Linked DNA regions of Homo sapiens: region 2 is linked to region 1. Evidence: chromatin contacts called from ENCODE Hi-C or POLR2A ChIA-PET data. All regions are on one chromosome and are shown on one strand. Each heading gives the region's core, a stretch centred on a gene start or an enhancer-like site at or near the end of the contact. The rest is flanking DNA. Distances are from core to core; before and after follow the strand shown. Region 1 holds the start of INAFM2 (InaF motif containing 2). Region 2 holds the start of ITPKA (inositol-trisphosphate 3-kinase A).

What was found. A loop is a pair of places that touch in the nucleus more often than their neighbours do. ChIA-PET counts read pairs that join two places held with the same protein, here RNA polymerase II (POLR2A). Pooled maps may share reads with other maps.
Region 2: a loop to region 1 is called in a pooled map, with 2.5 times the contacts of the local background. The contact joins the promoter of ITPKA here to the promoter of INAFM2 in region 1. A Hi-C loop is called at or near these places in 1 of 50 pooled maps. POLR2A ChIA-PET finds 5 or more read pairs at or near these places in 2 of 52 experiments (CD4-positive, alpha-beta T cell and WTC11).

The regions. Positions count from the first base shown.
Region 1 is chr15:40,322,340-40,325,338 of GRCh38, forward strand. INAFM2 (InaF motif containing 2) reads left to right here and starts at 1,353. Exons shown (of 1, transcript NM_001301268.2): 1 at 1,353-2,999. The coding sequence starts at 1,717. The coding sequence ends at 2,178. It overlaps LOC112268152 (a long non-coding RNA gene), which reads right to left and starts at 1,304. Exons shown (of 3, transcript XR_002957721.2): 1 at 904-1,304. RefSeq lists silencers at 1,041-1,410, 1,741-1,820, 1,831-2,060.
Region 2 is chr15:41,492,548-41,495,771 of GRCh38, forward strand. It overlaps ITPKA (inositol-trisphosphate 3-kinase A), which reads left to right and starts at 1,327. Exons shown (of 7, transcript NM_002220.3): 1 at 1,327-1,869. The coding sequence starts at 1,381. RefSeq lists enhancers at 229-729, 730-1,230 and silencers at 967-1,586, 1,607-1,786, 1,897-1,946.

The DNA of each region.
Region 1 (2,999 bases), core at 103-2,602:
CCCCACAGGGTAGAAGCCAGGTCAGGCTCACACTTGCAGGGGCTTGAGGGAGGGTTCACCCACAGAACCCCATCAGAACCACAGTTCTGTTCCCCAACACACGCCCAGACAAGTCTCCCTCACTCATTCAGACACCCAGGCAGTCCATATGCCCAGTTCTGGGAACACAGGAAGTAGCATCCAAGGAGGAGGGAACCAGAATTCTGGAAAGCCTTATAGAGAGGGAATGGGGAGGAGAGAAGGCAGGGAGAGCAGAGAGCGGAAGGAGGGGGAGGGCACAAGTAAAGCCGCAAGGGAGAGTCTGAGCATGAAGGGTTGTTAGCACCTAGGGGGTCCAAAGACCAGGCACAGAGCCCACTGCCTGGCGCCTGGCCTGGAGCCAAAGAAGACAAACCTCACATGGGAAAGTGGGGAGGGGACAACCGCCCAAGCCTTGAGGTCTGGAGGGGATCTGAGAGTGAAAACGCTCTAGGAGTCCTGAGAGTTAAACTCCTCAGGTTCAGTGCAGCTCCTTGGGTCCAAATCCAGGCCAAAACCAGGAATTGGAAGACCCAAAAAGCGGGACCAGCGACCTGCGGCGAACTTTGGGACTAAGGTGGCAAGCGAGTCTGGAGAACAGCTCAGTCCGTGGCTCTGTCCCGGAGGCTCAGGGTTGGCGGGGTGAGGCGGGCTGGGGTACGCAATTGCGACGACTTCAGTAGAGCTCCGAAGCCCAGCCTGGACTGGGTGGAAGGAACACAACCAGCTGCGGCCCCAGTGAGCGCTCCAGGTGCCAGAACCGCCTACCCCTGGCGTCAACCAGGTTCTTTAGCTGTGAATGGGCCTGGGAGACCCACCCAGGGGGTACGCGGTGCGGGGAGCAAGCTGAGAGCTGGAACGTGGTATCTTCCCTATCCCTCTTACCGTCCCCTCCCAGAGGATAAACCTAGGCCTGGAGTCCGAAGCCCAGGCTGCTATTCCACCTGTCACTTCGGAGCCTCGGGGCGGAGCGGGGAGGCGCCAGAGTTGACAGCTCGCGCTCCGACCGCCCCCTTCTAGCTCCGCACTCCGCCTCGCACAACGCCGTTCCCCCTTTTAAAGAAGTGCCCGGGGCTCCACTCTACGCCGCGCCAGCCCACCAGGGGTCGCGGTGACGTCGCCCGTTTAAGAGCCAGCCTCCCTTAACTCTCTCTTAACGGGGCGTCCCGGCGGGGCTCGCGGCTCCCGGCAGCCGCCGCCTCCCCTCGCGGCACTTCCGGACCCCGGCGTCGCCCTTTTAAGGGGCAGCCCCCAGCAGCGCTCTCCCCGCCCCCTGTTGCCGGCGCGCGAGGCGGGGGAGCCGGGCTGGAGCGGAGCGCGCGGTCCGCGCGGCCACTGGAGACCAGGCGGCCGGCGGCCGGGCAGGCGGCGGCGGAGCGCGCGGCGGCGTGGCGGCGGATGGGGACGCGGAGCCGGGCGGCTGTGGCGGCTGTGGCGGCTGTGGCTGTGGCGGCGGCGGGGAAGCAGCTGACGGGCCGGCGGCGGCGGCGGCGCTGGCGGCGGTGACTGGTCCAGGCCCCGGCGGCGGCTGCAGCAACGCGGTGGCGGGCTGCGGGCGGGCGGCGTGAGGAGCGGCGGCGGAGCGCGGGGCCGCCGGGAACCGAGGGCGCCGGGCCGCCCCCTGCCCAGTCCTTGCAGGCCGCCAGGCCCCCTCCAGCCGGGGCCGTGGAGCACCGGGGCAAAGGCCGGGGCCCCCCCATGAAGGAGCGCGACGCGGCCCCGGCCGAGCGGGGCAAGCCGGCCACCTACACCGGGGACAAGAAGGCGAAGATGGCGGCCAAGACCAACAAGAAGTGGGTCCGGCTCGCCACCGTGTTCGCCTACGTGCTCTCCGTGTCGCTGGCCGCCATCGTGCTCGCCGTCTACTACAGCCTCATCTGGCAGCCGGTGGGCGCCGGGACCTCGGGGGGAGCCGCTGGCCCGCCCCCCGGCGGCTCCAACGCCACTGGCCCGTCTGGGACTTCGGGGGCGGCGGCGGCGGGGCCCAACACCACTGGGTCGTCCCGCCGCGAGGCGCCGCGCGACGTTCCCCCACTGCAGGCGGCGCGACCGGCGCCTCCGGAGCCCCCTGCGGACAGCCCCCCGGCCGGGCCGCTCGAGCGGCCTCGGGGGCCGGACGAGGACGAAGAGGAAACGGCGGCGGCGCCCGGGAGTCGTTGAAGCCCTCCGCGCTGGGGGCCGCCGGGAACCATTCTCCCCAAGCCCAGAGGCAGGACTTCGCAGCAGGATGGGGTGGAGAGCCCGCGGGAGTGACCCCCACGAGAGTGAACGCCCCTCACACTCCCACCATCGCCGGCTGGCCCCGGAGCGGGAGGCCCGCAGCCAGATCTTCAGCCAAGGGACCACGATTCGCCGGGGGGCTGGGGGTTTGCTGCCCAGGACCGTGCTGCACCAGGGCCCTGAGCCGTAGGGGGATGGGGGGAGGGGTGGGGAGATCCCGGCACCAAACCCTTCTGCGCCGCTCGCTCTGGTGTATCCTACATGCAGGGGTGACTGGGGCTTTCCCCCAAGACTCAGGGGAAGGATGGAGCTGTAGGGGCTCTTTTTAAGTAAGCTGAAGCTCTCGAAAGGAGGAGGGCACCAAAAGTAGTGGAGCTCAGGTACGTCAACCTAGTTGCAGTGGCCAGAGATGCATTAAATTTCTAGATCCCTGTATATAGTTGTTGACATATGCACTAGAAGCTATAATCACATAGAATTCTATGTATATCCTCCCACACCCTGGGTAGCTACTGACTGAAGGGGTCAAGCAAGGGCTATTTGCTGTCCCCCAAAAAGTACACCTGGCCAGAAGGGCACAAACACGGCTTCTTAAATCACTCACTTTCTCCTGTTCCCCTCCTGTTTCTGAAATATAAGTTTATGACGTTCTTTCACAAAAGAGTATAATCATTCTTAGACTGTTGACATGGCTGTGGAAAGCCTTAGGAGAAGTAGAAACAATTTAGGGAGGGTGGGGAATGTACTCATCCCCTCTTCTT
Region 2 (3,224 bases), core at 77-2,576, 1.2 Mb after region 1:
CTGGGGTTACAAGCCTGAGCCACTATGCTTTGCCGAAGATTCCCGTCTTCCCACTGAACCTTCTTCTTTCCTTCTCCTGGGCCATTCCTGAGCCCTGGCTGAGGGGAGAGAAGGGAAGGAAAGCCCCTCCTGCGGCCATCTCAGCATCCAAGGCAATCCTTCTGGGGCTGCTCTGTCTCCAGGGCCCCAGCCATCCCCAGACACTGAGTGCCTGAGGGGGGACCCTCACTCCTGTGGCACTATGGTAAGATAGGAAACAGTGGCTTCTCCTCAAAGCAGCCTCGCCGGTCGGTCAGCTGACTACCAACATGGGAAGTGGCCGAAGATCCACATGGAATGACACTGATAAGCACTTTGCAGTGTCTGAAACTCTTAAACATCAGTGCTGTCTTCCTAGTTTTACAGACACAACTCTGTGGGTTGGATGAGGTTTTTCTAAATGTACAAATGCAGAAATATACGGAGGGAGTAAAGGGACTGCCTACAAATCACATCTAGAGTGTGGTGTACCTGATTTCAAGTCTTTTATTTTATTCTCGCAGCAACGGGAGAATCCGCAGTCGAGGGAGGTGAAATGACTTGCTGAACGCCACACGGCGGACTCCAAGCCCCGAGCTCCTATAACAGAGGAGGAGGAAGGCGGGCTCAGCTCCTGCCACCCAGCAGCGGGGGAGATGCAGCCCGGGACTAGGCTGGGCCATGGGGACAGATCCAGGCCCCGCCCCCTGACCTTGTTCTCTGCCCGCCGGGAAGTGGGGAACTTGCGGGGAGCAGCCTCAGCTAGTCCCTGGGGCAGAGTCTCCACTTGGGTGCACGCCCTGGGGTGGGGCTTCTTCGGGAAGCCGGGGGCCTTCAACTCTGCTCAGGAGCTCGGGCCGGAGAAAGGCCCCGAGACTTGAAGCCCTTGCCCGGGAGGGATGAACACGCAAAGGAACCCGAGGAACGGGGTAGGGGACCAAGAGTAGGACCAGCTTCTCCTGCGCGGGGACAGGGCCTGTGGAGCGGCCTGGAGGAATCTCTCCCAGCCGCGAAGCCCGGGAAGGCTGCGAGGCCCCAGCGCGGAGCGGCCCCTCCCACCTCCCCGAGGGCAGGCGGAGCGAAGCCTCGGGGCCCGGGCCCAGGTTTTGTGCCTACGGAGGCTGGACTTCCCCGCCACCCCGAGGAGTCACCGAGAGCCTTCTCTCCCTCGCAGGGGCCCTGGGAGGCCCGCGCTTTCTCTGAAAGTGGAAGGAGTGGGCGGGGGGCGCGGCCGAGGCGGGGCGCGGGCGTGCAGCGGCGCAGGCTCCGCCCCGGGGCCGTCTCCAGCCGGGGGCGCCGAGCCGCTCCAGTCCCCGGCGCGCCGCGGGCTGGTGGGCTCAGCGGCGGCGCCGGCACTGGGAAATGACCCTGCCCGGGGGCCCAACGGGCATGGCGCGGCCGGGGGGCGCGAGGCCCTGCAGCCCGGGGCTGGAGCGGGCCCCGCGCCGGAGTGTCGGGGAGCTGCGCCTGCTCTTCGAGGCGCGCTGTGCGGCGGTCGCTGCGGCCGCCGCCGCGGGGGAGCCCCGGGCCCGCGGGGCCAAGCGGCGTGGGGGACAGGTCCCCAACGGGCTTCCGCGGGCTCCCCCGGCCCCGGTGATCCCTCAGCTGACCGTGACAGCCGAGGAGCCCGACGTGCCCCCGACCAGCCCTGGGCCGCCGGAGCGGGAGAGGGACTGCCTCCCGGCAGCGGGCTCTTCGCACCTGCAGCAGCCGCGCCGCCTTTCCACCTCGTCGGTCTCCTCCACTGGCTCCTCGTCGCTGCTCGAGGACTCGGAGGACGACCTGCTGAGCGACAGTGAGAGCCGGAGCCGCGGCAACGTGCAGCTGGAAGCGGGCGAGGACGTGGGTCAGGTACGGGCCGCGGGGGCGGGGCCAGCGCCGGGCGCGGGGGCTGCACGGGGGACCTGGCTGGGTGCTCCCGGAGGACCCGCTCCTGTCCATGCTCCCTCCAGCGGAAGGTCCTGTTCTCGCGGTTTAGGAGGAATCTGGGGGTCAGAGGGAGGCGCCTGGCCGACCTCTCGCCTGGGCAACTTTCACCTCGGCTCCGCCGGCGGGTCGTGGCGCTGGCCCTGGGGCGTCTAAGAAGCGGGGCGAGGAGCAGGCGACCCGCCGCGGGGACTGGGCGAAGCGGGGGTAGCGGACCTTGTTGGCTGTGGGTTAGGACAGGAGGGATCGGAGGGGCTGAGCCTTGCCGGGTGAACCCTCGGAAGGAGAGAGGCGAAGGAGAGTTTCCCTTACCCCCCGCCCCCTCTCCGGTGCCGCGGCCGCACCCCCGCCGTTGCCACGGTTTCCCTCTCCTGAGTGGGAGTGGAGCGGCGCTCCAGGCTCTGCTCGGGAGCCGCTGCCGTCTGCTCCCAGCGCCCGCACGAGGCGTGGACGCAGGGGAGGGAGGGGCGTGGGCCTGGGAGCTCTGGCTGGGAGCGGAACGCAGCCCACCCAGTGCGCGCCCTGCCTCCCATCTTCCCGGCTCGCCGCTCCTGAGCGCGGCAGAGAGGGGCGGTAAACTGAGGCTGCAAGGGGGCAGGATCACTCTGCTAGTCTCTGCCTCTGATAGCCTGGGTGTTCTGGGACCAGGTCTGACCCTCGGAAAACACAGCCCTGGGCACTGTTAAGTCATTCCTGACGCCCGCCACTTAGGGATGTGCGGCTCCCGGGACACCCTCCTTGTTCCCCTCGTTTTAACCAAGGCCAAATACCTTGAATAACTGTCCGTGGTCAGCGCGAAGGACTTTCTTTAGATCCACGTTTCGCAAGTGTCCCTGAGGCCGAGGAAGAGGCGAGGGGCGCCCCCGGCCTCGGGCGTCTGGGGCCTGCCCATAAGTCCGGGTCGGCGCGGCGGGGCGGGGAGAGCTGTGGCCGCGCGCCTGCTCCGCCGCACAATCGGCTGGGACAAGGCAGGGAAGCTGTGGCGACCTGCAGGGGTTCACAAGCCCGGAGGCCGATGGGGTTTGTCAGTGACACCAGAGGGGAAAAGCCTCACAGAGCAGGAACACCCCCCGCCGCCAGGTGCTGGGTGCGCCGGCTCGGTCACTAGCCTGCCGCTTCCCCTTCTTCCCCGGTGGTCAGAGCAGCCCCGGACCCAGGATCGTTTCTGGGGTAACCCTTGCCTAGGTCGGGGGGCGGATGCCGGGGCTTCCCAGGATGTGGAGTGTGGGGCAGTGAGAGGCCCCCCGCCCCGCCTCTTCGGAAAAGCCTGAGCAGCAGCT